Regions from separate parts of the Mus musculus genome. Here all the other regions are linked to region 3. A link is a loop called in an ENCODE intact Hi-C map of the cell type or tissue named here. Cell type or tissue: left cerebral cortex. All regions are shown on one strand. Each heading gives the region's core, and the rest is flanking DNA. Links, peaks and the distances in the headings are about the cores only.

Region 1 (7,882 bases), core at 1,494-6,493, 110 kb before region 3:
GGGTCTATCAGTGTATCAGCCCATTAGTTTAAAGCAGTGGTTCTCATCCTCGGGTCATGACCCCTTAGGCAAATCTCTGTTTCCAAGAGAATTTACATGACAACTCATAAAAGTAGCAAAATTACAGTTATGAAGTAGCAGCAAAATAATGTTGTGGCTGGGGGTCCCCACAACATGAGGAACTGTATTAAAGGGTCCCAGCATTAGGAAGGTTGAGAACCACCACTCTAAAGTTTGCTGCTCATACAACACAATCCATTTCCTCAGCCCCAGGTCTGAGCATTGCATTCAGGGCCCAGCCTTCAACCAATGACTCCAGGGGCTCTTTTTATATTCAAAAGTAACAATCTGAGTTGACAGTAATACCACTATGCTCACTTTATAGATGAAAACACTAGAGATTCAGAAAGGGTAATTTGTCTTAATCTATGCAGCTGGCAGCTGAAGAAACAAACTCGGGTATTAAATTTTAGAGTTTTCCTGTTCATCTGTGTTCTCAACATGTGGAGCATTTATGTTAGTCGTTTGTGAAGGATTTCATATGATATTGAGAATGTTTTAGGTGGAGAGGAAGATGGTTTTAGCTGTTATAAAATTCTGCAAAAAAATTAAAGTACACAATAAACACATTAATATATTTTAGATCTTTGGCAAACTGGAAAGGAAAGTCCAAGCTAGTGCTAACAGGTTATTTATTTATTGATGTATTTATTTATTTGCTTATTTATGTGTGTCTATGATATGGGTGTGTGTGTGTGTGCACAGAGTGCATATGTGTGTGCATGTGAAGTACAGAACTTGACATTTGGTGATTTCTTCATCATGTCTCATCTGACTTTTTTTGAGACAGTGTCTCGCTGACCCTGAAGCTTGACACTTTGGTTGACATGGCTGACAGTGAGTCTTCAGGGTGTATCTATACCCATTCCAACCCCACCCTTACTCCCAGCACCAGGGTTATAAATGTGCGCTGCTGAGTCTAGCTTTTACATAGGTGATCAAAACGAAAGTCTGCCTGCTCACACAGCAAGCACTAAACCACTGAATTGTCTTCCCAACCCCTAACAGGTCTCTTAAAGGAAAGAATGCCAACGTGGTAATGTTTAAGGTGGTATCAAGTAAAACTGAATAACATTTAAATGCATTAATTTTCTACTTAAAATTAGTAGAAGCGATTTTCACGTTTAGTCACTCTAGAAAACTTGTTCAGGTGGAATATTATCATAAAACAAGAAGCGAGTTAAACCTATGATCAATTTGTGATCTTCAAGGTGATCTGTTGATCTGGGGGAGGCAACAGACTCTCACTGTTCGTTTAAGGTCTGACAAGTTGAGTCTAGAATAAACTGAAAATAGATGAACACAAGAAAAGGCATGCAAATGTGGGACATGTATATGCATGAGAGTTTCAAACTACAGGAAAAGAAAGGACGGATGATTGATGCTTATATACTGTCTTGAATGTAGAAAGAAATTGGAGGTTAGAGCTTCTCCGTGGAGGAACAAGGTAAAGGAAGGCAATGAAGGAAATCTGTGGGTTTCTTGCTATGCAGACAAATGCTCAATAGCTCACTAGAACTACATGTTTGGCCACAGCAAATTGGAATTTGAGTGTTCTGGATACAATCAATAAGTATTGAGGATATATGATATCCTTATACACACCACATATGTTATGCTGTGATCCCAAAGTATATACAGTCAAGTGTCCACTAAAATTTACACAAAACCTCCCAGTCTCAATCCTTAGAACAGCAATTGGCAAGCATGGGACACTGTCTGGACAAGGTGCTACCCTTTGGTCTCTTTTCCTTGGCTGGGATTCAGTCCTTAATGCTGAAGGGATTCCTCCTGGAACATGGGTCTTTAATCAGAGAAGAGAACTTTGCAAAGGTTTTCAGATTAGAGTTATCATAGCAGAACATCATGCCCTATCATGAGTCCCAACGTGACACATGTGATAAAGGTGAAATTTGAATGATAGACATGAGGACAGCTCCTACTGCCCTAAAAAGGAAGGACAGTAGTGGCTGCTTTTCTGCCCAAGCAATCTCCTGAGGGCTCTGTTTAGCTCTCCAAGGGGTGTTGTGGCCAATAGCTTAGGTCTGAACTGCCCAACAGAGGCCTGGTTGAAGATCAGTTGAGAAGTAATTTAGAGGGGAGCGAACCATCAGCTAGGCCAGCTTTTGAGCACTGAGCTGAGACTTTGTTCTGCAGGTGATGAAATGAATGTGAACCCATGATGCAATGGCAGGCACCACCTCCCAGTAGGTATCTAAACTATGGAATTGGAAGCAGTACTGTGAAAGGAAAGGTGGCGACTTGTGAGTCTATACTGGCTGATTTTGTGTGTCAACTTGACACAAGCTGGAGTTATCACAGAGAGAACATGCCTCCATGAGATCCAGGTATAAGGCATTTTCTCAATTAGTGATCAAGGATGGGAGGGCCCAGTCCATTGTGGGTGGTGCCATCCCTGAACTGGTATTCCTGGGTTCCGTAAGAAAGCAAGCTGAGCAAGCCAGTAAGTAACATCCCTCCATGGCCTCTGCACCAGCTCCTGCTTTCTGACCTGCTTGAGTCCCAGTCCTGACTTCCTTTGGTGATGAACAGCAGTATGGAAGTGTAAGCTGAATAAACCCATTCCTCCCCAACTTGCTTCTTGGTCATGATGTGTTCTGCAGGAATAGAAATCCTGCTTAAGACAGAGTCTTCAGGTGACTAACTCTAAATCTACTGCCTTCACACTTAGAAAGGTAGACCATTCCCAGCCATTGTCTTCCAGAAGGTGGGCCATTTGTACTTTTGGGGGAAGGATAGGAACAATTCCCACTTACCAGCATTTTGATCTTTGGGCAAGTCACTTATTGGAAAGAGTGAATTAGATGTGGATTAAGCCAATGGAAATAGGATTCACATAGGATCTGGCATGCAGTCGGAAGGGTTGAGTGAAGGAATGCAAACACATGTATTTTTCCACCTGAAGCTCTAAAGGCCAGTGGTTACTTTGGGATCACCATCCCACTGTGTATTAAGGCTCTCAGAAAACTACCAAGAGGGTAGATCCACAGCTGTTTGTGTCAAGAGATGTGTTTTAAGAAAACAACTAATGCAGCTGTGGAAGCTGGCAAGTCTAAATCTACAGTTAGCCCGGTGGCCCGTCAGTTGAACTGTCTCTTCTTTGTGGGGAGGCCCTTCTCCTAGCAAACTATTCAGACACTGAGACAAGGTTTACCCACTGAGGAAGGCAATGCAATTTGCTGAAAGCCTGCTCTGTTAGAGCAGAGGTCAGCCCTACCCAAACCAATTGGACAGAAGCCCAGAGAATGAGTATTTGTGGTGGGGGAATCAGAAATTTATGATGCTTTCAGAGTATAACAGGATGCTGGACAAGCTGGAGTACCTAACATCAACATGCCTCTGCTCCTTACTTCCTTGCTTCTTTCCCCCTTTCTCCTCTACAGTGCACAAAGCATTGTATGTCCCTTTGAATATATGGATGCTCTCTTCATTTTACAATTCCCAATTCTAGGGAAACAGATGCTCCTGAAACCAGCTTCCTCAGAGAGCAGCTTCCAGCCTGCTCCTGTGAGTGTGATCATTGCCCAGAGACAACGTGGTACTGGCTGATTAGTCAGAACCTTACACTTATGTTCCCTGTGTGGGAGGAAGGAACTCAACGTGTCTTGATGCTGACTGATGCTGGGGGTAGGCAAATTGTTCGTTCTCTCTTTCTCTCTCTCTCTCTCTCTCTCTCTCTCTCTCTCTCTCTCTCTCTCTCTCTCTCTCTCTCTCTCTCTCTCTGTGTGTTTAAGATGTCTTTATTAAGTTTTAATTCACATAGCATAAAATCCACCCATGCAGTGTAAGTCCGATGTTTTAAACATATTTACAAGGTTGTGAAACCCCAAAGCCTAATTTGAGAACATCCCCTCATCTTACAGAGATACTACACACCTGTCAGCTGCTGCTACCCACTTTTCTCTTCCCTTAAAGCCCCATGGCTGCCGCTTCACTTCTGTCTCCATAGGTTGTTCATGAACAACTTGTAGCTCTCATGATTGGCTTCTTTCCCTCGGTATGTCCAGTTTCCCCTATGTGACTTCACAGATTAACACATCATTTCTTTGTGTGGCTGAAATTAAATCATTCCCTCCTGTATGCATGTAGTATAGGTGGAACACCTTTTGCCATTGGCATAAACTCTACCATGAACATGGGCCTACAAGCTTTCCTGTGGCTGTGGTTTTCACTTGCCACAGTACTTGGTTAGGGGTGCAATCAGTGGGTGCTATGACAACCCTTTGGTAACTTTGCAGGACTGTCCAGCTGCTTTCCAAGGCAGCTGCACCATTTCACATTCCCTGAACACCATGGGAAGGGTCTGATTTTCTCATATTTTCATCAGCTCTTGCTGTCTTCTGTCCTTTGATTAGAGATATTCCAACTGATGAAAAGTGGCATTGCTCGTGGTTTTGATTGATATTCCCCTGGTGGCTAATCATACCGAAGGTTTTCACATATTTGTTGGCTATTATTGTTTCTCCAAAGGAGAAACACCTTTGTCAATTTTTAAATTAGGCTACTTTTATTACTGAGTTGTATATGGACTTTACGTGTTCTGATAACAAATGCTTCTTGACTTCTGTACTTGGAGTTCTGTAAGGTTTTGATTTACAACAACTTCTAAGTTAAGAAAACTATCCTTCAAGCCTAAGGGGAAGTGTGGTGGTTTGAATATGCTTGGCCCAGGGAGTGGCACTATTAGGAGATATGGTCTTGTTGGAGCGATGTGTCCCTTTGGGGGAGGGGGGTGGGCTTTGAGACCTGTCTCCTAGCTGCCTGAAAGACAGTCTTCTAGTGGCCTTCAGATGAAGATATAGAACTCTCAGCTTCTCCTGTGCCATGCCTGTCTGGATGCTGCCATGCTCCTGCCTTGATCATAATGGACTGAACCTTTGAACCTGTAAGCCAGCCCCAATTAAATGTTATCATTATAAGAGTTGCCTTGGTCATGGTGTCTGTTCACAGCAGTAAAACTGTAACTAAGACAGGAAGCAAAGGGCTACTGAGTGGAAATAGAGCCAATGATTTGGGTGCCATGTAAAGAAAGGTACGTCTGTACTTTGTTCTCCCCAGTATTTTCCCTCTATTTTAAAATTTGAAGCAGGATCTTATGCAGCTGAGGCTGGCCTCAAACACCTTCTATAGGTATGGATAAAGGCAAACTTCTTTTTTGTTTGTTTGGTTTTGTTTTGTTTTTGTTTTTGTTTTGTTGTTTTTTTGTTTTGTTTTGTTTTGTTTTGAGACAGGGTTTCTCTGTGTAGCCCCGGCTGTCCTGGAACTCACTCTATAGACGAGGCTGGCCTTGAACTCAGAAATCCACCTGCCTATGCTTCTGAAGTGCTGGGATTAAAGGTGTGCACCACCACTGCCTGGCAAACTCAAACTTCTGATCCTTTCACTTCTACCTCCTAAGTGCTGGGATTGTATGCATCAGGATACCTGGTTTATACTGTGCTGTGGATCAATCTCAAGACTTTAAGTATGTTAAGGAAGCATTCTACAAATTGAGCCACTATACTGGATAGTTTGTGTGTCAAGTTGACATAAACTAGAGTCATCAGGGAGGAAAGAGCCTCCATGGGATCCAACTGAAAGGCATTTTCTAAACTAATAATAAGTGGGGGAGGGCCCAGCCCAGTGTGGGTGGTACCATCCCTTGGCTGGTGGTCCTGGGTTCTATAAGAAGGCAGACTGAGCAACCATGGGAAGCAAACCAGTAAACTGCAACTCTCCATGGCCTCTGCATCAGCTCCTGACTCCAGGTTCTAACCCTGCTTGAGTTCTTGTCCAGACTTCCTCCAGTGATGGAGTATAGATCTGGAAGGATAAGCCAAGCAAACCCTTTCCTCCCCAACTTGCTTTTCAGTCATGGTGTTTCATCACAGCAATAAAAACCCTGGCTAAAACAGCCATAGCCCCTCAACTTTATAATTATAAAGAAATGTCTAAATTATTTAAGTGAGATAATGGCACCAGAAATACCCCCCCCCCCCGGCAACATTTGCGATGGTTTGAATGAGATGCCCATATTTTGGGGCATTTGATTGCATGGTCTCAGTGTATTGACATTCTTTGGGGAGGATTAGGAGGTATGGCCTTGCTGGAGGAAGTGCATTACTTTGTGTGACTTTGAGGTTTCAAAGCGTCCAGTCAGCCCCACATCTCTGTGCTTTCTGTTTGCTATGGTTTGAGATGTGAGCTCTTAGTTCTCAGTTCTCAGCTGCTGCTCCTGCCACCAGCAGCCTGCGACCTCACTTCCTCCATTGTGGACTCACCCTTCTGGAACCATGCGTCAAATATACCCTTCTTTCTCTAAGTTGCCTTGGTCATAGTGTCTTATCACAGCAACAGTACAGTTACTAGTGCAGCCTTCCATGAGATTCTCTCATGTTTGCTTTACTGTCTGCTCCTGCCTTGCTCATATGTATGTACACAGGTGGGGGTGAGGAACTTGTTTGTATTTGTTTTTTTGTCAGTGAAGGCAAAAGCTGCATATTTGGTGTTTAAGACCCGGAGAAAATCTAACTCTAAACATTTTATGACATTTCCAAGTGCTGTCCAAACTGGTGACAAGTTTGGACAACTAAGTCCTTGTGATAGAACCATGACTTTCTAAGGTCATAGGTAGTACGGCAGACCCTTTCACCTTACATTAATTAAGACCTTATCAACCCACTTCCACAAATAAAATTGATTCATAAGAGACGGTAAGCAACTCTGACCATTCATTTCATGAAGCATATGCCTGGGTAATGCATGAGGCAGGAGTGTGCAGCTGCACTCAGGGAATCCACATGTCTCTTGCACCATCAGTGCTCACATGTGCTTCCATCATGGATTCCTGGTTTTCTCTTTTGTAATTAACAATAGGAAATAAATTTTGTGTATGTACTCATGTTGTGTACTATGATTTTCAGTTTATGTGGCACGCTTATATTAGTGCATTACTCTATGGGATCATTAGTTTTATTGGTAATTTGAGAGATCTTGTATGTTGATTTATTAATTAATTTTCATACAAAGTAATTGGTTTCATTATGGTATTTCCATAACTATCTTGTTTTTCTTGATCCCCTGTGTTGCGCCCATCCTCCTTGCCTACCCTCTCTTGGTCCCTTTCCTTCCCACAACACCCCTGCTTCTACTTCCTGCCATAGGCATTACCCACTATCAGATGCATAATTGGAAAAGATCTTTTCCTATTCTCTAGCTTGCTGCCTTACACAAATGATGCTGCCCTTTGCAATATAAAGATGTTCAGTTTTATGAGGTCTCGTTTATTAATTATTGGTCTTAGTGCCTGTGCTATTGGTGTCCTGTTTACAAAGTCCTTTCCTAGCCAATGAGTTCAAGCCTATCTCCAACTCACTGTTGGTCTTATGTTGAAGTCCTTGTCCCATTGGAAGTTGGGTTTTGTGCAGGGTAGTAGATATGGATCTATTTTCATTCTTCTACATGCATCTATCCAGTTTGATCAGCATTCTTTGTTGACGATGCTGGTTTTTTTCTCCAGTGTATAATTTTGGCTTCTCCATCAAAAATTAAGTATCCATTGGTATATAGAACTATGTCTGAATCAAATGTCTGTTTATATGTCAGTACCATACTGTTTTTATTACGATAGCTCTGTAATACAACTTGAAATCTAGGTTAGCAATACCTCTAAGAGTTTTATTATTCATAATTGTTTTAGCTATTCTGAGTCTGTCTGTCTCTGTCTCTGTCTCTGTCTCTCTCTCTCTGTGTGTGTGTGTGTGTGTGTGTGTGTGTGTGTGTATGTGTGTGTGTGTTTTCCATAAGAAGTTGAAGATTGCTT
Region 2 (7,882 bases), core at 1,909-6,908, 55 kb after region 3:
AAGCACTGACACACATAAACTCACAGGGGCACACATACACACATAAACATATAACAAATATTTAAATTAAAAATCAAGTTACACCATTTGTCTTCCCTTTCCTTCCTCCAATATGTAATATATATATACACACACACATATATATACATATATATTAATTCACAGAGAAGTAAAAAAAAAACTTCCTGCCTGCTGCTGGGAGAAAATTATTAAGCTGAGCCTGTTCTGTTTCTCCTTCTACATCCTAGGGGTGCATGGCCTCAGTAGAATATCTGCCTTCTTTTCTTAGGCAAAACTGGATGCTTGGTACTTTCTCCAGTGTTTAAGAATGAGCAGACATCAGAAGCTGCAGGGATGTATCTATTCTAATGAGCAGCATTTAGGAGACCAAAGGTCCTTGTGCTGTTGCTGTTCAGTTCTGTGTTCTGCAACCCGGCATTGAGTCTCTCATTTCAGAGCTGCCTACATTGAAAAACAGCTCAGACCTGGAGGGCTTTTGACGTAGGTGGAGGCTGAGACACCCAGGAACCTGCCGAGTGCCAGAGAAAGGTCTGAGAGCAGTATTTAGGCAGGCGCTGACACATCCCTTGGCTAGAGAGGTGCCTCCCTCGGGACAGCAGCGCAGAAAATGGTAAAGCAACACGGGGAGTCGGCTGGGAAAGCCTTGCCCTCTGGCTTCACCTGTGCATTTGTGAATTCTCCTTTGACAAGGAATTTCTTTGATTTTCTTTTCCCTCTCCAGAGAGGGATAGCCCCAAGTGAGGGGCAATTCACTTGGCTCTGTCTTTTAGGATGCTCTTCTGTGTGTGTGGTAGGAGAGACAGCAGTTGACTGTCTTGAGGGGTGGTAGGAGCAACGGAAGCAGCTGGCGTTCCACTGTGAGCCTTCCTCAGGGTGGTGAGGGGTGGTGGCACGTGGGGTGAATAATGGGCAAGCACTCTGTGTGTTCTGTCCCTCAGGTGCACCAGTATTATAGCTGCCTCCCAGAAGAGAAAGTCCCCTATGTCAACAGTGCTGGAGAGAAGTTGCGAATCAAGCAGCTACTGCACCAGCTGCCGCCCCATGACAATGAGGTAAGGTGCTCGGAGGGGCTTTTGTTGGTTTCCAGGACCTTCTGTGAATTGTCCCTCTTCCTAATCATTGTGATCAGTAAGATTGCTGCCAAAAAACTTCCGGCTATTGATATTAAATTTAGGCTTCCTTAGAATCTAAAGAAACTGGTAGATATTTCTGGGGACCGCTCCTCACCCCACCTCCTACCCCCCTCCCCAAAACCAGTCTCATCCTGGACTGGGTTAGACTCCAAGCCTGGCACGACTGACTAGTTCAGGAAACAGGAAGCACTAACATTTGAGAGCCCAGGCCAGTGCTCTCTGACTTGACTGTGTCCTGCCAGCCGCTTGTGGGAGTTGGGAAGATGACTAAGGACCACTTCATGCCCAGAAGAAACACTGTGAGTCTCTCAGATTCTCAGGATTGTTTCCTAAGAGGCGAATGAGCAGGCTCTCCATGTCAAGGGCAGCTGAAGTAACAGGTCTAGAATGGCAGCTCTCACTAGGATTTTTATCAAGGCAAAGTCAACCTTGTTAGAGTCACCCATCTTTGTCTTGGAAGTATTATGGGCATTCCCTTTTTCTAGTCCCAGAAACACAGCTCTGTAAGCAGGCATGTATTTATTTGAGTTTGATTAGTTTGATTTTTTTTTTTTTGAGGCTGGCTTTCACTTTTCTCAGGATAACTCAGAATGCTGTCAGCAGCTCAGTGACCTCTCAGATCTCCCCTCTCTGAGAGCTGGCTACAGACAACCTACCGTGCCTGGCCAGCGTCACTTATTATTGAAATGACATTGATCCTCAGGAAGAAGTCTGTAAGCAAGCTTTTAAAAGATTGTGTGGGAGGAAGTCAGGCTTCTAAGCTAGAAATTAATTTGTAGGTATCTGGTTTCAAGAATCAAGAATCTTACAGATTTGCACTAGTTAGCTCTATATTTAAAACAAAAGTATAATTAATTTTAAACTGAAAGAAAAAAATTACCCCTGTAGAGATCTGGATACCAGTTTCTACCAACTCATCACATACATGGCCTGAGTCCCAGGTGACATTTTTACATAAAAGGGAGTAATTTGTTTTTGTATTTTTATGGTGTGTGTGTGTGTGTAAAACACACATAATACAGCATGTATGTGAAGGTCAGAGAACAATCTGTGGGAATTGGCTCTCTCCTTCCACCATGTGGAAGGATCAAACTCAGGTTCAGAACATTATGCTTCGCAGCAAGCACCTCCACCCACTGAGCCATCTTGCTGGCCCCAAAAGAGACAGTCTGAGCCGCTACTACTGAGGAACTGAGACTGTAGATCATAGCACAGCCCTTGCCTAGCATGTGCAAAGCCCTGGGCTTAATCCTCCTCACTGCAGAAATAAATATATGAATCTGAATAAGTGAGACAACATCTCAAAAACTCAGGCGACTCCCTAGAAAGCTGCATCTCTCTCTCTCTCCTGCTGCTTATTTCATAGTTCATAAAACATACACAAAAGTTGGCTCCTTTAAAGATGAAAGCAAACATTGTAACCGGATGCCCAGTTAACTAATCTGGAGGTGAAAATGCAAGTTTTTACAAGCAGGAGGGGTGTGCCTGTTTTTAAAGCAAGCCCATAAAATGTCATTGGTGAAACCATGTTTTCTGGGCTGTTAGGTTTCTGGAACATTCCTCTGAAGACTTTTTTTTTTAACTATCACTTGAGAGAAGACAATGATCTGTCCCATGCTTGTAGTGGTTCATTCTGTTTATACTTAAAAGTACTTTCATTAAATAGACATCACTTGGATCACGACTCCATGTTGGTACAATGTGATCGATGAAAGCCAGTAGACAGGATTGATTCATTTGGCATGGTGGCATGGCCGCTTCTGAAGACAGAGATCGACTCTGAAGCAAAGACTTAATGGTTCTCTTTTCATGTAGACAACACGATTTGAACAGACATAGCTGTTCTGACTTTCAGATTAGCACACAACAGTCCTCTCATCGAAAGCTCTTCCTGTCATTGTCTTTATGAAAGATTATCTGCGCAATTCAGCCAACATTTCTAATATATAGATTACTCCAGAAGAAACCATGAAGAGCTTTAGGATCACATATCCCAAAGGAAGGTATAAGCATGACTTGGGGTAGGAGTTGAACATGGCAGTATATGACATTGAATCTGTAATGAAAGTTTTATTTCCTTTTAAATCACATTTCCTCTTTGTGTTGCCATAATCGGATAAGGAGAAGCGCTCGGCCTGGTCCTAGCAGGCATCCTAGTGCCCCTGCAGCCCATTCTGTTCTCCCATTTTAAGCAAGCACATCAGTTTTAACATCTGCTGAAGATGCAGTGGTCACCTGGGGGAAACTGGTTTTGTTCTATGCTTTTAGAGTGGCTCAGAGTCACCCATCTTTGTGGGTGACTGATTTTCCTGTGTGTAGCTGCAATCTACCTTCCTTTTAAATAAATGCATCTAAAAGTGAGTCATAGTTAAAAGTAGCATCAATAAACAATAGCTCAGGATTATGACACAATCACCAAAGGGCATAAACAGTGGCACAGAATGACAGATTCTGGATACGTATACCCTCACTGACCCTCCCTTAATTCTTTGACACTCTGTGGTTTAAAAAGAAGAAAGAAATCTCTCTCATATTTGTCACACTAGTAGAAATCCAGGCGAAAGTCCACCTATTCTTGCATCCCAAAGGGAGACGGAGGCCAGATGATATATGTGTGCATGCCTACAGCCAGGTTGCAGCCATTCCTCTTTGTGGGGGCCGTTCCCGTAGACACAGGAAACCTTCTGCTCCTTACAGCTTGGAAAGTAGAATGTTCCCAGAAGTTGTCGTCTCTGAGCCACTCTTGGTGACTTAGATCTGCATGTGGGAAGAGTGTGAAGGGTGAGGAGCAGTTCTCAAACACCTAGCCTGCCTGAAGCATGAACTCCAGAGTTCACAGCCTTTAGAAAGCCCATTTGCTTATCACCCTTCTTGGTGCTGGCTCACCTTGGTTAGCTCCAAGCGCGGACTTGGTAACGTTCAGCAAGTATCAAACCAAGTAGCAGAGTCTCTGTGAGCCCTGGGTGGGGATGCCAGTACTTCCCTGGAGCAATGACGCCTCCTCTGTGCTGTCGCCCTCTATGTGTTCAGGTTCGGTATTGCAACTCCCTGGACGAGGAAGAGAAGAGGGAACTGAAGCTGTTCAGCAACCAGAGGAAACGTGAGAACCTGGGCCGAGGCAATGTCAGGCCTTTCCCCGTCACCATGACAGGAGCTATTTGTGAACAGGTGAGGATGGACCGGGACAGGGAAGAGGTTCATTCTACAGTGACTGCATCAAATGCCTGTTATCTGCTCAGCCTGCTTTTAGGCCTTGAAGATACAGCAGTGAGCATAAGACATGAAAGCTTAGTTTTCCTCATGAAAGAGGTATGCACCAGGGGAAGACATCAGACAAAAACCAAATCAGTAAAATAGGAAAACTGCAGCAGGGAAGGGGGCAGGAAGGGCTAGGAAGGCAGGGTGGCTGCAGCCGTGAGCAAGACGGTCAAAAAAGACCACACTGAGAAGGTGGTTTCTTGAGCAAAGGCATGCAGAGATGTACAGAGGAAGAAGCATGCAGACCTTGCCTTAAGGCAGGAGGATAACTCCTGTGCACAAGAAACAGTGAGCTGGCCTGTGGCTGGATCCAGAGGCATAAAGGGCAGGCGTGGCAGATCGAGGCAGAGTTCATGGAGAGCCATATAAACAATTGGAAGGACCACACAGAGTGATGGCTTCATCCTTTGAAAATAGAGTTAGTTATCTGGACCATGAGTCAGTTTCTCATTCAGGACCATCCCAGCATGGATGACCTTTAAAGGGACCATATGAGAGGTGGCACCTAACCTTAGTCTGAGTTTGAGGGTCTAAGAAACCCCATGCCATCTCTTTAAGACATCACTGAGTTGAAGGATCTAGATGTACCTTTTGCCTACTCTGCTGTAGCAAGCTTAGGGTGTGGTAGAGGAAAGGCATGTCACGGGCCTAGGCGGCTAACCTCACCCCTCCTCCCTCCCATTCCTGCTTTCCAGGGAAGCCCACCATTGCCTACCCTTCTCTCAATCTTCCCAGTTTCTGTGCAGCATCTTCTAACTCAAGCTCTGGGTGAGAGTCTCGCTGCTTGTTGAGAGAAAGCTGGAGACTATCTGAGAGGAGTAGGGTAGTCTTTAGAACTCCATTTTGAGATTTCACAGGAAATAACTGAACAAATCTGGTCATGAATCACAAAACTGCTTGACCAGTGAGGGGGCAATGGGTCATTATCCTTGAAATGAGTCCTTGAGACTATATATGATTATGTGTGTGGATACTTTAGTCGTTCTTTCATAATCATGGAAGAGAGGGTTGTTGCCTTCTGTGTTGTAGTATCACATACACAACTTACTAGAAACCATTCCTCAAGTCTGTGCCCTCATTCTATGGATCATACTAAATCATACAAGATCTGCACTGGGAGAAGTGCTTGGAGGCACCATTTTTAGTCCCCAGTCATTGTCTGTAGAGCCCATCCATCTACGTGAGCCATCCTGCTAGACACGTGCCATGACCTCATGACCAATACCATGATGAACAGAGAGCATCTTTATAAGCCCACTCCTCCTCCTTCTCCTCCAAGACCCTCAGAACATAACTGTATTCTAACCCTAGCTGTAAGCATGAGTCATCTGTCATTTCTGCTTTGTATACTCTGGTCTTGAAGAGTAGAGCTGTTCAATCAAGATTATATGAAGAGATGCTAGAAGAGAGCTAAAAAGCATGCCTGAAAGGAAGAAGCTATTTAAGAGTAAATGGGTTTATGTACCCAGTCCCCTCTCATTCAGCAATGCAGGCCCTCGCCCCAGCCAAGCCCCCTCTCCGTAGCCTCTCCTAATGATGTTAACTTGGCTGTGTCTCAGCACGTGCTTTGGGATATGTAAGAGATATGTAATAGCTGCTTCATGCTCTGTAAGTTGGCTTGATGTCTGCTGATCCCCTTGTACACTACCATCCTGAGCATCCATCTCTCACACCTTAAGTTTCTCACTCTCTGTTACTCAAGTTGTCTTACTTAGGCCCTGGGGTAGGGGCTCCTGGAAAGAACAAGAGGAATCTGCCCTACCAGGTATGTAAAGCAAGGGACTAACTAGTGTCCATATAACTCCCTAGTAGCTAGCCGTTGGTAATAGTTGGATCATTCTTTCACTATTGTGAGAGCTCCCGCTGATGCTGCTGCGGTTTGTTTCCCTCACAGTGCGGAGGGCAGATTAAGGGCGGCGACATCGCTGTGTTTGCATCACGTGCTGGCCATGGCATCTGCTGGCATCCACCCTGCTTCGTATGCACCGTCTGCAATGAGCTTCTGGTTGACCTCATCTACTTTTACCAAGATGGGAAGATCTACTGTGGCAGGCACCATGCAGAGTGCCTGAAGCCACGCTGTGCAGCCTGTGATGAGGTTAGAGCCCCTGCCCACGTGTGAATATTTTAACTGTTCCTGCATATTCCTGGAAGATAGGGGTGACACCTTCAGTGTCATCTCTGCCTCTGTCTCTCTCTGTGTCTCTGTCTCTCTCTGTGTCTCTCTCTCTCTCTATCTCTCTCTCTCTCTCTCTCTCTCTCTCACACACACACACACACACACACACACACACACATACACACACACACGCACGTACACACACACGTTTACATCTCCCATAGATCATCCCCAGTGTCTTCACCCCTCCCCACCATCCCTATGCTGCATATGTATGCTCATGACCTTTAACTTCCTACACAGGGAGGCAGCCATAGGTGACTCTACTCACTTATGTTACCCTTTTCAGAAAGAAACATCACCCATGCCCCAGTCACAGTGGATCTGGCTGACCATACTCATCATGATGGATTCAGAGACTCCTGTGTAGGAATAGAGTAAGGGGAGGACACATGGTACAGCCACTGAAATTTTCAAATGGCATGTAACTGGTACAAGATCTCTTATAATTAAACATATAGACATATACACAATACGTACATACATACATGCATGCATGCATGCATGCATGCATGCAGAAGTCTTTGAATAACTTTAGATTTCAGCTAAAAATCTGGAAAGTCCACATTTGAAATAGAGATCCACTTCTAGAAGATTCTCTAGGAAAAAAAACTGTCTAGAGAGGAGAATAAAGTGGGTGGTAGTATTTGGGTTTTCTCCCACAAAAGCTTTAGAAGTCAATGGATACCTATCTGGATCCTTCCACCCCTGCCACTACAGGTCTTTGAAAGCCTTGTCCTAAGAAATCAGAATGGCATACAAGGCTCCTGCTTGGCAATTTTTCCCTACTAGAAGCATACCCAAGTAGCAAGTAACCATGGCACACCAGAGCAGAAAGCTTGCCTTCACTGTAGAAGCTGGGAATAGAAAGAAGAGTGTTCTAAACCTGACCCCTTATAGGAACCATTTAGAGGAAAGTCTTAGACAGGGGACTCCAATTCACAGAGTAGCTCTGTGCTTCGGGCTGAGCTTATAAATCGAGATCTGGAAGCAGCATTCTCTGTGTCTGTCAGATCCACCAGGACAAGGATATTTGTCTCTTACGAACTGCCTGAGGGGGTCCACTTTTCTAGAGATTTGGCGAGCCTTTACTTATGTAGATTCTGATGGTAAGGTTGAAGTGCTCAACTCTCCAGCCCTTGCTAGAAAACTGGATATGAGCCAAACTCTGGGAACTTGAGGCAGTCTTTTCGCCTTCGGGCTCAGACACACAAGTGCACATTCATGAAGCTGAACAAGTATCTCTACTTCCTGATCCTGAATCGTGTTCAGCAACCAAAAAGTCAGTAAC
Region 3 (7,882 bases), core at 1,690-6,689:
TTTTTTTTTTTTTTTAAGGTGGGGGCGAACAGCCTTGTGTCTTTCAAGCCTCTCTGAGATGTGATTTTTTGGAAGCTACAGAGCTGAGCCTTTGCATTAGCAAAGGTACCCCCCCACACACACACACACACACACACACTTTGGTTTAGGGATTATTGATTTGGTAGGCGAGGCTAATTTACATGTAAATAAATCTCAACCCTGGGCGGCCAGACTGGGACGTCCAGATGCTGTGACTGACTTGCTGACATCACAGCCTCATTAGCATGCGGAGGATGCAGGCATTGGAACTGCGAACAGCGACTTCTCCAGCTCTGCCAGGCGCTCCGTGACAGTTATTATTATTTTTTGGATGAGCTGCACATTTCCTGGTTCAGTGGCCCGGGCTTTGTGAGCAGCTGACTGGTCTCCCAGGTCTGGCTCAGGATCAGCTGATGACGCAGAGATTGGGGTCTGTGACTTCCTTCAGATAATCGTGAAGTCGGCGAGTTTAGAGGAGACGGTTCTTGAGAACACAATTCCAGGACCCAGGCAGGCCTAGAACAAGGGCACAAGTCGCACTCTCCGGCTTGTGTGGATCTCCAGCTGGGTCCACTTCCAGGGAGGGCGGTCTCTCGGAGGGAATGCAAAAGCAGTCGGGTTTGGGTTTGAGCCTGCTGCCTGCCTCCGGAAGGGCTCAGATTTGCAGAGACTCAGTAAAGGAGATGTTTGGGCTGCCTGGAGTCCTGCTTGCATTTTCTGATACCAGCTCCAGGGGGAAAGTGAACTGGGGCAACTGACCAGATCAAGACTCGGTGGCGGCTTCCTCTAAAGCTTCACGGCTCATCCTCTACGAGGTGGGTAAGAAATTTTGTTAATTCCCAAAGCAAGCAGGAATGTGTTTAGTAGTCTCTGGACTGAGGAAGCTATTATCTCTAAGGCCAGGAGGTGGCTTTGGTGGTTTGGCACTTCTGTCTTTCCTTTGCTTACTAGAAAGTTCAAATGCAAAGTGATATGGCGCAGATATACAATAGGCATCCTCAAATCTTAGTGCTTAAGAAACAGTATTTCTCTAACAGTGACCCTTTCTTAATAGCAACAACAGTGGGAGGGGGTGTTGAAAAGCAAATATTGGTAGCATTGACTCATGTACCGTTGCGCCCATTTCAGCACATATCTGAAACATCAGAGATGCTGAGGGACACACACTTCACTAACTCTTCCAGATTCAAAAAGAAAAAAAAAAAAGGCTCTCAAATTATTGAGGTTTAATTTTAGCTAGTGCTTTTGGCTCCAAAACGGTGACGGAGCTCCCGAATCTTGACTGCATAACCTGCTGTAGCACATGACTGTGTTTGTTCCTTACTAGCCTGTCTTCACAGTTAGTTCCTCTCACTAGCTTTTGATTTCCCCAGGACCAACCATAGCACTCTTGATCTGCCATGGAGGTTTGGGGATAAAGTTCTGATTTTTAATCTCCCTGTTGTTTACTGTGTGGTCTGGTACTGTGCTGTGATCTCGAAATACATATGCCAGATGTATAGGACTAGAAACATATGTGCCAGGTGTGTCAACATCCTCCAGAGTGGGTGGAGAATTACCTAGACTTATAGATTGCTCCCCCCAATGATAGAGGTCTACTTCCACTGTGACCATGTGTGGAATCGTGGGTAAGGGAGGGCTTTAGTATGCCTTGAATATAGGGACGCGAGTACCACATATCAGAGGCCTGCAGTGTACTTTGCTTTGCTTTCTATGTCTTCCTGAAGGCAGTTTTAACCTATCTCAGTCAGGCTTCCATATAGGAAACAGCCTTGTTTTCTTGCTAGAGGCCACATTGGCTGCTCTTATCCTGCCCCTTAGGAGACAGCTGATGATTTCCACAGATGAGCAAGGTGGAGCTCAAGAGTAAGTTACAACTTCAATAAAAATCACCACGTTCTGAAAATTGGGGTTTTTTCCTTTCACCAAATGCTCGTTCCCCCCGGGACTTTTCTAATGTGAGAATTTAAACACACTGGCTCCAACAGACATTGTGTTCTTTAAAATGTTACAGAGCAATCAGCAAAAGAGAGCATTTGAACAGTACAGTTATTTTTGTAAAGATTCCCCCCCCCATGCAATGTGTGTGGGTTGGGGTGTAATGGGGAGAGTTAACAATACAGGAAAGACAATGCTCTATAGAAGTGGAAGGGGAGGGAAAAGAACTCAGGAAATAGAATATGAGATGATGCTTATGCAGGGCTTGGACCCTGAGAGCTTGAGAGACTTGGGTATCTCTTGGAGTACCCATTTCTGTGAAATAAGGAGAAGAGGCATGAGATCTGTGGGTAGGCTTTAGTGAGGTGACACATAAAAAGCCCCCAGATCTGTGTCAGCCACACTGTAAGTGCCCAGCAAATGCTAGCTGTTAGTATTGTTCCTTCACTGGCATGATTATCATAACGACTGTTGCCGAAAACAAATCAAACCACTGAAAAGGTGTTTACTCTTGTGAGGTAAGGCTGCAGAAAAGATGTGGTCCTAGTCACTGCTGAAGCCAAGCTCTTCCATTCCTCCTGATGGAGCTGATATAATGAAGTATATCAACTAGGACTGCTGTGCTGTGTGCACCTAAAAGATGGTTTAAGGAAAATCAGCCAGTGCTAGTTGGACTAGGCCCCCTCAAAAAGGTCCCCTGTCTGGGAAGCTGGATGGGTCACTCTGAGGGACCTATGGGGTCTGCATTAGAACCAAGACCCTTTAGGGTCTCTGATCTTCTCCGGCTGTGCCAGTGAAAGGCAGGTCTTCTACCTTCTTTCTTTCCTGCACTGATGCTTGGTCTCTTCTCTGCCCAGGCTGGGCCTCTGATCTGTGTTTCACCTGCAGAATGACTCCTCAGAAGTTCCAGGGTGGAACTGGTGCCACCATCTGGGTGGTTTCTGCCTCTGAGCTATGGGAAAACAGAAAATAATAGGTCTGCTTGCCTGTTTAGGCCTCTCCTTCCCCCCCCCCCCCCAGTGTGTGTGTGTGTGTGTGTGTGTGTGTGTGTGTGTGTGTGTGTCTCCATTCATCCATTGCCCTGATACCTCTTTCCCAGTGTTTTGATGCAGCCACACATAGTTGGCCTGTTTCTCCCTGCCCTCTCAGAGCCTGTCTCTTTCTTCTTCCCTTTCTTCTTCCTTTTCTTCCTTCCAGAAATATAACCCCAATGTCAGCTTTTATAAGACAATTATTAAATTAGAGCTAGTGCCCAGTATAGGAGAATGCCAGGACCAGGAATGGTAGTGGGTGGGTTGGGGAACAGGGGGAGGGGGAAGAGGTTTTCGGAGGGGAAACTAGGAAAGGGGATAACGTTTGAAATGCAAATTTAAAAAATCTAATAAAAAAATTGATACTTAAAAAAAAATTAGAGCTAGTGATTTGGTCAGTGACAGAGCACTTGCCTAGCAGGTATTTGGTTGGTCCCTGTCATCACAAAAACATGGTGGTGGAGTAGGGTAGGAATCAACAGATCCAGAGAGATGTCTGCTATATCATCCGTTTTCCCGAAACTCAGAACTGACAGTTTGTACCTCCTGGTTGATGTGATCTTTAGTATAAACATGAAAAAAAGTATACTTGTCCTGGGACGTAATATTAGTATAATGTATAATGCTTTGATAGTAGCCTGCCTCCATTGCCTTCTGAAAGCGTATGTGATCTTGGGAGAATCGCTTGACATCTCTGTGAAATTTGGCTTTTGTCATAGGAACCCTGGAAATAAATCCCTCCAAATGTTGAGATGCTGTGACTGTAGCCTCTGCCCTGTCCTGGATATTGGCCTTGATCTCCTCCTGGTGACCATGACTTTATTAGTTCTCATTCAATCTCAAACAGTGAACAGTAGGGGGCAGTAGATTTAAGACTTGTTCATCTAAAATACTGAACTGCTAAGAGGGAAAACAGCTTAGCAGAGGTGACACAGAGAGTGACAACCTCTGGTTTCTAAACCCAAGTGCCCCAGGAGTGAGAGAGGCTCTTTCTTACCCACTCACTTTTCTGTCTTGAGGCCAGACTCTTCATTCTGACATCCTCTAAGCCTGTGCTCTCTGTTTACTGCTGTCATCAAGTACGCAGAGTCGAATGCTCTGTCTCAGATAGGATTCTGAATGGCATTTAGACAATGGCTTTCTTTTGTGTGTGGTGGCCACTGATATCTTTCTTCCCTGAGTCTCTCTGTGATGTTGTTACTCAATAAACTGATGGGCCTATGAACTATAGCCCAAGAAATGGCTTATATAAGAACTCTGGCAAAAATCTGTTTTTTTGTTTGCTTGATTTTGATTGATCAAGCTCTTGATCCTTTGTTCTTGTCCCAACTTTCAAATACAACTTTTAAGCCAGTGATAGCACACACTGTTAATCCCAACACTGGGGAGGTAGAGGCAGACAGATATCTGTGAGTTCAAGGCCAGTGTGGTCTACAAATGGAGTTCTAGGACAGAGAAACCCTGTTTTATAAAACGAAAGCAACAACAACAAAACCCCACAATATTTTGGTTTTAACACCCTAATCTCCCACTTACATGTGTGTGTGCATGCTTGTGTGTATGTGTGAGAGTGAGTGTGAGTGTGTACACACTTATATGTTGAATCAAGCAAAGTAAACCATCTTTATTAGAATCTTGGTCACTTGGGTTTGGAGGCTGAGTTTTCTGTTCTCTTGGTGAATTATTTAAGTGCTTGATTAATTAGAGTCTGGAAATCAAGCATTTGCTTGTTTTGTTATTTCAGAGGAAAGAAGGAGCCAGACTACTAGAGCAGGGATATGGCTCAGGGGTAGCATTCTTGTCCAGAACTCATGAGGCCCTAGTTTCATCACTAGCACCAATGCCAAAGGGATATAAAACCAAAGGCAACTGCAAAGGAAAAGGGTGGGAAGAAAAAGTGGGGAGGGATAGGAAAGAAGATTCTCTTCTCATCTGTGCATCGAAACCAGAGGGAAGCCTTCTGAGATCTTGACTCCTTTCACTGGCCTAGCACATATTTTGCACTAAAGCACCATCCGCCTTTTGAAGGACTTTGTTGGCAAGAATGCTCTGAGTCTATCTTTGTGTGGTAGAAGACAGGGTAAGCTTCCAGCACAAGTTTAGTCCTGAAGTCTGTGAGAATCAAGTTGGCTCAACACTTCCTTTCAAATAGGAGAGCTGACACTCACAGAGCCTCAACAACATGGCTACCAGGATAACACAAATAGCACCAAAGGACATGCTAAAGTGCAGGGGAGGAATCGACCTGGCCCCACCCCAAGGCAAAGTATACAGGCAGCTGATGAGAGGGAAATTTGGTGTTCTCAGGGGGGTGCCCCCTAATTGGTTACCCAATGCCAAGTGGGCTACCCTGAAATTATATATATATATATATATATATATATATATATATATATATACACACACACACACACATACACACACACATACATACATACACACACACACACATACAGGTAACACCAAATGGCTTATCAGATTGTATTTATATATTTATGCATGCACACACATACACACATACCTATAATAATTAAGAAAAAGAGACCATGAATTTGAGAGGGAGCCGGGGAGGGATTGGGGGAAGGTAATGATATGTTTATATTTTAATTTAAAAATATTTCAAAAATAAAAATTATTTGGATGAGAAAAACAAATACGAAGGCCAAATCGGAAGATGAAAAGTAACTCTGTAAGGAAGCATAGAACATAAGATGCTGTTGGTTGGCAGTGGACATGAGCAAAGAGAGGGGTGAGCTATTTGGGAACATGTCATTAGAGTCACACTTGCTTCGAGTCATAGTGGGAATCTATAGCACGAAGGCATATTAGACAGTTATCGTTTTTCTCTTTTATTTTTTTATGTTTAACTTCTTTTTTGAGAATTTCATGCAATATATTTTCATCATAATCTTTCCTTTCCTTCAGCTCCTCCTAGATTCTCCTGTAGTTCCCTAGCCATTTAATATTCTCTCTCTCTCTCTCAAAAAAGAAAGAAAGAAAGAAAGAAAAAGCAAGCTATGAAGTCTGATTTGTATTGGCCAACTACTCCTAAGAAAGGGGTCTGCTCTGGAGTGTGGCTATAAACCCTACAAGCTACAAATAGCAAGCCATCTGCAAGATGTGCCCGCTGGCGGAGTAGTGGCACGTATATTAAGGGTGTAGCAGAGATTTCTATTCCTTCCCTTCTTTCCCACACTGGTATGTAAGCAGTGCAGGCACTAGTGGAGCCCTTTCTGTTTTAGGATGTGGTGAGAGCTGAACTCTCTGTTGGACCTTTAGCAGGCCATCACCCAGCTGTCACAGATGACACATGCCTGGCTTTACTTGCCTCTCCTCTTGAACTGGGAACTTCATTGGCCTCCTCCTCAATTTTCCTCCTTAAAATCAAACTTTATAAATATTGCCCAGTCTAACTCATGATTAAGAATAGCTAAGACAAAGATTCTTAGCATTCCATTTCACCTAGGCAGCATGCCATTTTCCCAACTCTTTTCTGGGCCTCTTTATCAATTATGAGTCCTTGGTGATATCGATTCATGAAACATTATATAAACAGTAATAGCTATCATGACATGAGGACCTACTACTTGCTACTCAACATGAATTATGATTCACATAATTTACCTGATTCATACAGCTCTCATGTATCTGGTTAACTTATGATGAACATATATGTTGACTTGGTTGTCTGAGATGGCTCATAGGAGTAGTCAGCATTCTGGTTAGCTGAATTTGGGTTCTTTAGAAATATAAATTTGTTTTCAATCTTGGTTTGCAACTTTGAACAATGTTTTAGATCTGTTCTTCCTCCTTCACTGGAAGAACCGAATCCTCCCCATTGAATATATTTTGTGCTCAGAACAGAGCAGTCTTGAGACTTGTTATCCTAAAAATGAGGGGAAGTCAGAGAAAGTGAGGGAAAGGTATGCTAAACAATTGGACAAACAAGATTCCCAGAGGCTAAGGAACTTTCTCTAGGTTTCATAAGCACTGAAGAATAAAGACGAGGCGTCAATCCAGCAAAACCATAGTCCCAGCACTGAGCTGTGTTCACCTTTCTAAAAGGCTTCCTTCTACCTATGTGGTTCCATGACTGGTAGCTATTTCTTTCCTTTTAAATGTTCTCTGAGGAATAGATAACAGAAAATGTGGTACGTTTACACAATGGAGTACTACTCAGCTATTAAAAACAATGAATTTATGAAATTCTTGGGCAAAGTATCTGGAGGATATCATCCTGAGTGAGGTAACCCAATCACAAAAGAAGTCACTTGATATGCACTCACTGATAAGTGGATATTAGCCCAGAAACTTAGAATACCCAAGATACAATTTGCAAAACACAAGAAAATCAAGAAGAAGGAAGACCAACATGTGGATACTTAATTTCTCCTTAGACTAGGGAACAAAATACCTATGGAAGGAGTTACAGAGACAAAGTTTGGAGCTAAGACGAAAGGATGGACCATCCAGACTACCCCACCCGGGGATCCATCCCATAATCAGCCACCAAACTCAGACACTATTGCATATGCCAGCAAGATTTTGCTGAAAGGACCCTGATATAGCTGACTCATGTGAGGTTATGCCAGTGCCTGGCAAATACAGAAGTGGATGCTCATAGTCATCTATTGGATGGAACACAGAGCCCCCAGTGGAGGAGCTAGAGAAAGTACCCAAGCTGCTGAAGGGGTCTGCAACCCTATAGGTGGAACAACAATATGAACTAACCAGTACCCCCAGAGCTCGTGTCTCTAGCTGCATAGGTAGCAGAAGATGGCCTAGTCGGCCATCACTGGGAAGAGAGGCCCTTTGGTCTTGCAAACTTTATATGCTCCAGTACAGAGGAACGCCAGGGCTAAGAAATGGGAGTGGGTAGGTAGGGGAGCAGG
Region 4 (7,882 bases), core at 992-5,991, 57 kb before region 3:
AACAATAATAATATTAGGTGTCCATTTAATAAAAGAAGATTGTACAGGCTAGATACTCTGCTCAGTGCTTTGTATATGTTCTCCTAAATTTCAAACAACCTCGAAGAGTAGTGCTAAGGATTCCATTTTAAGGTAAGTGGAGCGTAGAGAGTATGTCATGTGACTCAGCAAAACTCAGAAGATAGTAAATGCCCATACTGGGGTCCCAAGCCAGGACTAACAATGAAGTGTTCCCTAGAGATACCAGCTTGGTACTTTCTTTAAGGAGCCTTCACTAAGCTGCCTTTTCTTGTAAGGCTTGCAAGATGACCTTCCTCTGCATATCTTTTATTTCCAATGGTAGGGAGCTCTGGTTTCATGGCCCTCTGTTCTCTGTATCCTTTTGCTGTTTTTATTTAGTAGCTGAATATATTCATCTTACCTAGAATACCTCTGCCACTATGTCCTGGTATCTGGCACCTGCTGTCACTTGGTGCTCATTTTCATTTTTTTGCAGATGGAAGAGCAGGGAAATGTCTTCCAGCTCCACATATGGAAGAGCAGCCATTGCCCATCTCCCAACCATTGAGCCCCTTCACTCACCTCTGACACTTCCTTATGAAACAGTCTCACTTTTCCCTACTTCTTTTTTATTAATGTACTATAGTTACTTGAATGATTAATACATGTGAATGTTTTCTTTGTTTATTTATCTTGTTTGAGATACATCCTGCTTCCTGAACTGTGATGATTTGTGAGTTTTATAAATGCCTTTTATAAAAATCCTTGGAGCTATTCATCTTCAGTGCTTTCTTTCCCCCAGTTTCTTTTCATCTTTTTCATGTTGCTTCATGACCTCTGATTCTTGAGTCTCTGATACTCTGAGCTGACACGTGGCTTTGTTAGTTCTCTGGATGTTATGGGGTTTTTCAGTAGGAACCAATGCTTCCCTTATCTGCACATAGCACGGATTTGAGAGTTAGATCCCTAAAGGCACTTTTAAAAATTTGCTGTGTGGGGTTTTCTTGGCATTTCATGAACAAAACTAGATCTGATGTTAGTTTTCCTTCAAAAATCCCTGATTCAGCCTTTTCAGTTTTCACACTCCAAATTCCTAAATGCCCTGGGCCCCAGGCTCCTAATTTTTGGAGTAAAATTTATCCTGTCACCAAGAACCCATATGGAGACAGGGATTTCACTCGCCTGGTTAATAGTCTTCATTGCAGGTGAAGCCCTTAAGTGAGCCTTCCTGGAAGACCTTGTCGATTTCCTGCATGGTCATTAAAATCCAGGCCTGTCTTAGTTGCTTTGCCTGTTTCTATGATAAGGTACTCTGAAAAAAGCAACTTTAGGGGAAAGGGTTTGTTTTGGCTTTATAGTTTGAGGATCCAGTCCATGATGGTGGAAAGGGCCTGGAATGGGGTCAGAAGCAGGTCACATCACTTCTTCACTCAGAAAGCAGGGACTGGTGAATACTGATGTTCAGCCAGCTTTCTCCTCCTAACGTAGTCTAGCATCTATGCCCAGGGATAGACCCACTTGTCTTCTCACCACTGTTAACCTAATCAAGCAGCTCCCTCAAAGACAAGGACAAATTCTAACATAATCAAGATAGCCCTTCACAGATATGCCCAGAAGATGGTCTTCTAGTCTCCTAATCAGTTCCAGATGCTGTAAAGTTGATGGTATTGATCATCACAGTTCCCAGTGAGCCAAGACAAACCTCATCCCAGCAGACAGTCATCCTCCATCTACCTCACATCATGTTGGGATGCTTCTTCAAGGTTAATTCACCACACGAGTGCTTCCCTGTTCTTATTATAAATTAGCTGAGAATCTAAAAGAACTTTTGCTATCTAATTGACAGGAACATCTGACCCATGGCCCAGGGGCTGCATGTACCCCAGGAAAACTATGATTGAACTAACCCAAAGTCATAAATAAACATATCCAAGAGATGAGAATTTGGGTGGGGAGGACTTTCTCTGTCATTTGATGGCAAGGTTCTTGAGCATGACTTTTGTAGGTGGCCATGTTCTGTCGCAATGTCAAAAGGCTGGGTATACCTGTAACATGTCTAGGTAGTTGAAAAGTTAGATTTTTCTAGCTGTCTTTCATGGCATTTAACATAGGAGTGTGTGTTAAAATATTAATCTTCTTTCCATCTGGAATCTGTTCAGCCTTTGAAACACTTTGTTAGAAATTTTGCCATTTTCTTAAGCATATTTCCAGAATCATTTCGTGCATATATAATATGCATCTACATGCATAAAACTTGAAGGTTTGTTTATGCCAACAACTATTCATTTCACTCTCTGAAATATGTATATATACATATATATATATGTTTGTGTATATATGCATATATATAAAACACAGTTCATTTGAAGTTCACTTAACATTATTGGTTTTAGCTCTGCTTCTTTTTTTCTCATAGCTATATAGCATCCCATTATATGGTTATAGCATGATTTGTGTACCAAGGTCCCTTGTGGAATAATGGTTTTCAGTTACTTTCATTTTATAGCAAATCCACCTATCCCTATATAAGATGCCTTGCCTTGAGCATCTTTTAATATGATTCCTTATTTATCTCTCTGTTTTCCACCCCATTCCGCATCATTCTACTCTACTGTGAGTTCCTCGTGGTCAAGGACTTTATCTTTCATTGATCATCCTATGACCTAGCACGGCTGTCCTGCCAGCAATCGATCCTTATTTCCTTTTATCTTACAAGGGTCCATTTTCTCGGAAGTAAAACCAGTGTTCAGACCTAATCTCCTCTCTTAGATTCTCTAGTTAAGCCCTGTAGTCAAGGCAGCTCCTGGGGTTTGAGTCATCTCTCCGTGCACCCACTGATGTCCTCAGGACGTGTAGCTCACCGTGTTACAGGGAAAGAGTGAAGCATCTGGTTGATGGATGTAAAGCTTTCATCCTTGGTGCAATGCCACGAAAAAAAGTGAAATTGTATAGAGAACTAGTAAGCAGACTGAGCAGATACTTGGGAGCACACTGCTTCCTTCCCCAAAGGAAAGGCATGTACGTTGTACATTGTAGTAGTCAGGAGGAGTGGGGAACTTGGTCCAGTATTTCTGTCCTCTTTCCTTCTCACTTGCTCTGCCAGCCAGCTGGCCTCTTCTGCTACCTAAGCACGCTTGGGCCCTTGATGCCTCTGTCCTGCTTCACTACGGTGTTTGAGTGCTCATAGGTTCTTTCTAATTTTAAAGCAGTAGTTCCCTTCGATTTAAATCTCAATTTGGGAACAGGCTTATGATTGGCCCGCAGCTGGGAAGTTTCACCAATGAGCGTCTGTAGGAGGTGGGGCAGAGTCCCTTTAAGCTGCCCAGAAGCAGTCTGGAGACCTTCTCTCCCAGGAGCTGGAAATTTTCAGAATCCAGGGCTGCTCCCTGAGCAGCTGCTGTCCCGGGAATGTCCTCACTCTCACCAGCAGTCCCTGCAGAGCCCTCTCAGGCTCTGCACCCTTGGCGGCCAACATCCCCTGGGGACCCTTAGCCTCTGCCCCTGTCGCTGGTCCCTAGTGGTTCTTCTGCCTATCTGCAGTTTCCCAGGGGTGGAGACGAAGTGGTGACCAGCCAGCGGATCAAGCAAGACAGCCTGGTAAGTGGATCCTCTCCGGCATAGGGGAATAATAAAGACAGGATGCATGAGCAGAGGCTCTAGCCCCAGGGTCTTCCCCTGGACAAGAAGGAACCTAGCAATAAGAAAGTGACTTGGCGAAAGAGTAGAGGGGAGGGGAGAGGAGAAGTGTCCTCCACCCAAAAGCTGAGTGTTGTACTCTGCCCAGGGGACCCTGGGGACCACTGCGCTTCCACCACCATTCCTACAGTCACTCTGTTAACCAACACTGAGACTAATAAGATCCCCAGAAAGAGTTACCATTACTTTAGGACTTGGTGTGTGTTGGGGGAAGGGGGCTTAATTTGGTATTTAATTTTTAAATAGTATTTTATTTGCTCATAATTCCCTTTCTTTTAAATACTTTCAAATGTATGTACTGCTAACGACTTACAACTTGCTCCTTTAAACAGGCAGGCACATTCTTAAATCACCTTTACAGTATTATTTATGCCTTTCCACATACCTTTATGCCTGGGGCTTACAGTCCCTAAAAGTGAAAGTATTGCTAGGACCTTAAAAATTCTTCTCCTGGCACCTTGGTGTGGCTGTACAGCATTAATCAACTGTAGATTTGTACATGTATTCTCTCTGAATCCAGGTAGAAGGGGCCGGCCCCCTCCTCCTACCCTTCCTAGCTGTCTACAAGTGGTGTGTGTGTGTGTGTGTGTGTGTGTGTGTGTGTGTGTGTGCAGAAATGGGGAGCTCAGTCCTGTTTGCCCAGAGCATCTCATACACCCTGTTAGCTGACTCAGAGTCAGGGAATAATAAAGCCTGCAGTGCTTCCAGCCTCCAGGGCTTGGGCAACTGCACCCTGGAAAAATGAAGCCAAGTTAATGGTGAGAGATGGAGGTTCTCTGGGTAGATTAGATTTAAAAGATGCGTTCAGGCAGCTCCTCACCTCCGATCTGTTCTCTTGTTTGTACCTGAGCAATATGTCCAAAGGTAATACAAAGGGTCAGAGTTTATTTATGTTATTTTCCTTTTTTAAAGAGGAAGCAGCTGGAAGACGTGCCTTCCAAAATTGGAGTAACGTCTGATGCATGGATTGCCAAATTCCATTTCCTCCCATATTAAATTATTTTTGGCTTCAGCAGCCTTCTTTTGGTAGGCTGGCTTGTATTCGAAATTGTTTAGGTGGCATGAATCATTTGTATACTTTGGGTTCCCTGCTCTGAGCACACACGTGCTTTTATCTGGGCAGCTAGTCGAGTAATTAGAGAGATAGACATGGCCCAGTCTGTAGAGACAGAAAAAAAAATCCACTTGGGGAGGATCTGTGCCTCTCTTCTTTCAAATCAATTGGCAAACCATCCCAACCACTAAGCAATTCAGATAAAGGTGTCACTGACCTGAGTAGTAAAGAATTTATGTGTAGCTAATTCTGCTCATCCCACCATAAAACATCTTCCTACAGGGCCTAGAAAGAGGTTCTGGGATATAAAAACAAGCCTGTGCTCTTAGTCGGCGACTTCCCAGCTCTCAACGGATGTCTCAGGAGCTGCCAGGGGAAACTGTTAACTGGACAAAAGTTTCAAGAAATGCAGAGCAGAAATCAGGATGGCCTCCCTAAGTGACTTATTTCTGTTTGAAGGAAGGAACACTATGTTAGAATAACAAATCATGGCTGCTTTTCAAGAGGAAAAAAACCTCTTGTTCTGAAGGCAGATAGATTTTTAGAGTGTAAATCATTTGATGAAGGCTCTGTGTGTATGTGGGTGTGTGGTGTGTGGGTGTGGTTTGTGTGGTTTTTGTGGTGTGTGTGTGTGTGTGTGTGTGTATGTGTGTGTGATTGAGTGTGTGTGTCTGTGTGTGTGTGCGGTGTGTGGGTTTAGTTTGTGTGATTTTGTGGTGTGTGTGTGTGTGTGGTGTGGGTTTGGTTTATGTGTTTTTTTGTGGTGTGTGTGTGTGTGTGTGCTGTGTGGGTTTAGTTTGTGTGATTTTTGTGGTGTGTGTGTGGTGTGGGTTTGGTTTATGTGGTTTTTGGTGTGTGTGTGTGTGTGTGTGTGTGTGTGTGTGTGTATCTGGAGACGATGGACATCCTGTCTGCAGGAAATTGCCAGGAGACTTGAGCATTTTCCCGAGTCAGCCTCAGATGGTACGCAGCTCTGCGTGTAATACAAGCAAGCCGTGTTACTAGGCAGTCTTTCTTTGTTGATCTCTTTAGCCTCACGAAGTCTTTTCAGCTTCTCCATCAATGAGCCTTTTATTTTATTTTCTTTATTGTTAATTTTGGGAATTTTACTTTCATTTAAGAAACTGAAATACATATCACCTCTCACACTTTCTTCCTGAGTCCTCCCCCATCCATAGCCTCCCCTATTGGCTCAAGCTGACTTTGAACTCAAGATCCCTAACCCCCAGCCTCTCAAGTGATAGGATGCCATGCCTTGCTGTCTTGTATGGCTCCTGCCTGGTCTTTGTAAGGGAGAATTTATTGCTGAAGCCATAATATCGAGTCTGTTTCCCACTGGCCTCCTCTCACCATCTTCAGCAGGAAGGACTCTTTGCTTCCTTTACCCATATTTCCTTTATACAGTGTTTGCTATCCACGGGGACACAGGCATCTTCAGGAATGAGAACCGTGCAAAGGCTTGACCGGTACTCAGCAACTCGGTGGTGTTGTTTATGGTCTTTGTATGACTGTTTGCAAAGCAGCGAAGTGCTTCTGTGTTGGGTTTACCCAGAAGGGCATCAACCATGAGAAGAACTGGCAATTCAAAGACACCCCCCCACCCCCCGCAGGTATACCTGAGAAGTACAGCTCAGGGCTGTGTGGTTATATGTGCAGAGATCTGTGCTTTTTAATTTGGAAAAACAAATCTCAGAGTTTCTGTATTCCCCAAGATATCTCTCTTAATCATTCTTGAAAAATACCCAGGCACATTAAGCCCTTCCTATCTCTGTCATAAAATGAGACACACTGGGAGATCATAAACACAGCGTGGTGTTCTTATGTCAGTGGGCAGAAGCAGAGGGAACAGTGAATTTTGCTTCTAAATCACAGACTGGCAATCCTAGTTAAATATGATGATACTTTGTGGAAGCTCATATTTCAATGTAATGTAAAGGGTTTCTTTGATATATTTTTCTGTTTTAAAATGTGGGTAGAATTTTTCTAAGATATTTAATATTTGGTTAAAACGCAAGATTTTGGCTTTTTTGTGTTCTTTTATAACAACTGTTCTCAACCTGTGGGCCACAGCCCCCAAAGCGTCATCAGAAATTTATATTATGATTCATAACAGTAGAAAAATTACAGTTATGAAGTAGCAATGAAATAATTTTATGGTTGTGGTCACAACATGAGGAGCTATATTAAGGGCTCATAGCATTAGGAGGGTTGAGAACCGCTGTTTTATATCCTGCTGTGGGACAGGCAAAGAAGACTTTGATCTTGAAAGGCACAGGGCAGTAGAAGGGACAGATACAGCAGTGTCAGGCAAAAGTCATGAATGATTCTGTGAGCTGAGACTGAAGGCCTTGGAGAAGTACTTTACATTTGACCTTAAGAGGGAAGATCTGTGTGTGTGTGTGAATCGATGTGCCTCTCACCAGCTCAGCCTGTTGACGGAGCACCTTCCCAGGTGGGATTGCCAGTCCATCCAAGGGTAAACACGACACTGCTCATCATAACCCTGAAAGCTTATTCCCTTTACTTAAAAAAAAAAAAGATTTATTTATGCGTATGAGTGCTCTATTTGCATGTATGCCTGCACGACAGAAGAGGACATCAGATCCCATTATAAATGGTTTTGAGTTACCATGTGGTTGCTGGGAATTGAACTCAGGACCTGTGGAAGAGCAGCAAGTGCTCTGAACTGCTGAGCCATCTCTCCAGCCCACCTGCTTTACTTTTTAAAAAAGATCTGTAGTAGTCTTGGTGCAAGATTATTCTGCATTCACCGGGGTTATCGTCCTGAATCTCTTAATTTTTTTTTAACTTTATGTTTTGAAACAGAATGTTGCTATATACATGGGGTAACCTCAAACTCTTGTTCCTCCTATCTCTACTGCTTTGTTTAAGATCTGAGGCTGTGTTCAAGCTTCCAGGCATGAACAAATATTGGTTGTGTTGGATCTCAGATCAATCCTAATTTTGAACACTAGGAAATCCAGTCTGGGAGAACAGACCTCCTCTGGACCTGTTATAAATGATAATAGTAATACACAGGATGATAGCTGTGTACTTCCCAAGCACAGAGCAAATGCCTCAGCTTGCTGCCTGACTTTGCTGTGCATGAGAATGTCCTTTGAGTTCTCTGCC

Evidence for each region. Hi-C counts contacts between places; a loop is a spot of excess contacts. Peaks named below come from ENCODE experiments on the same cell type or tissue, not always from the same donor. Only the 100,000 strongest peaks of a DNase experiment are listed, where the experiment ranks them.
Region 1: it touches region 3 in a loop (2.2-fold over the local background); 2 of 42 quality-filtered maps call a loop at or near these places.
Region 2: a loop joins it to region 3, with 2.1 times the contacts of the local background. A loop is called at or near these places in 6 of 42 quality-filtered maps.
Region 4: it touches region 3 in a loop (4-fold over the local background); 9 of 42 quality-filtered maps call a loop at or near these places.

What each region holds. Positions count from the first base shown.
Region 1 is chr6:92,585,314-92,593,195 of GRCm38, reverse strand. The region is part of intron 2 of Prickle2 (prickle planar cell polarity protein 2); the gene reads left to right. Among named protein-coding and RNA genes, the nearest start is that of Prickle2, 120 kb to the left of the region's middle. In left cerebral cortex, for the core only: no CTCF peak of the experiment used is centred there; DNase peaks (open chromatin) are centred at 3,210, 3,610 and 4,038; H3K27ac peaks cover 1,882 bases.
Region 2 is chr6:92,418,771-92,426,652 of GRCm38, reverse strand. Prickle2 (prickle planar cell polarity protein 2) reads left to right here. Exons shown (of 9, transcript NM_001081146.2): 4 at 960-1,073; 5 at 4,185-4,322; 6 at 6,307-6,510. It overlaps Gm38862 (a long non-coding RNA gene), which reads right to left. Exons shown (of 4, transcript XR_869273.2): 3 at 4,041-4,817; 4 at 1,967-3,911. Among named protein-coding and RNA genes, the nearest start is that of Gm38862, 18 kb to the right of the region's middle. In left cerebral cortex, for the core only: a CTCF peak has its summit at 4,178; DNase peaks (open chromatin) are centred at 3,879 and 4,149; H3K27ac peaks cover 1,254 bases.
Region 3 is chr6:92,473,779-92,481,660 of GRCm38, reverse strand. The region is part of intron 2 of Prickle2 (prickle planar cell polarity protein 2); the gene reads left to right. Among named protein-coding and RNA genes, the nearest start is that of Gm38862, 73 kb to the right of the region's middle. In left cerebral cortex, for the core only: CTCF peaks have their summits at 2,862 (motif pointing left) and 3,835 (motif pointing right); DNase peaks (open chromatin) are centred at 1,811, 2,866, 3,820 and 5,034; H3K4me3 peaks cover 2,368 bases; H3K27ac peaks cover 1,180 bases.
Region 4 is chr6:92,530,331-92,538,212 of GRCm38, reverse strand. All of the region lies in intron 2 of Prickle2 (prickle planar cell polarity protein 2), which reads left to right. Among named protein-coding and RNA genes, the nearest start is that of Gm38862, 130 kb to the right of the region's middle. In left cerebral cortex, for the core only: a CTCF peak has its summit at 3,497; DNase peaks (open chromatin) are centred at 3,278, 4,349, 4,723, 5,696 and 1 more place; H3K4me3 peaks cover 3,045 bases; H3K27ac peaks cover 2,447 bases.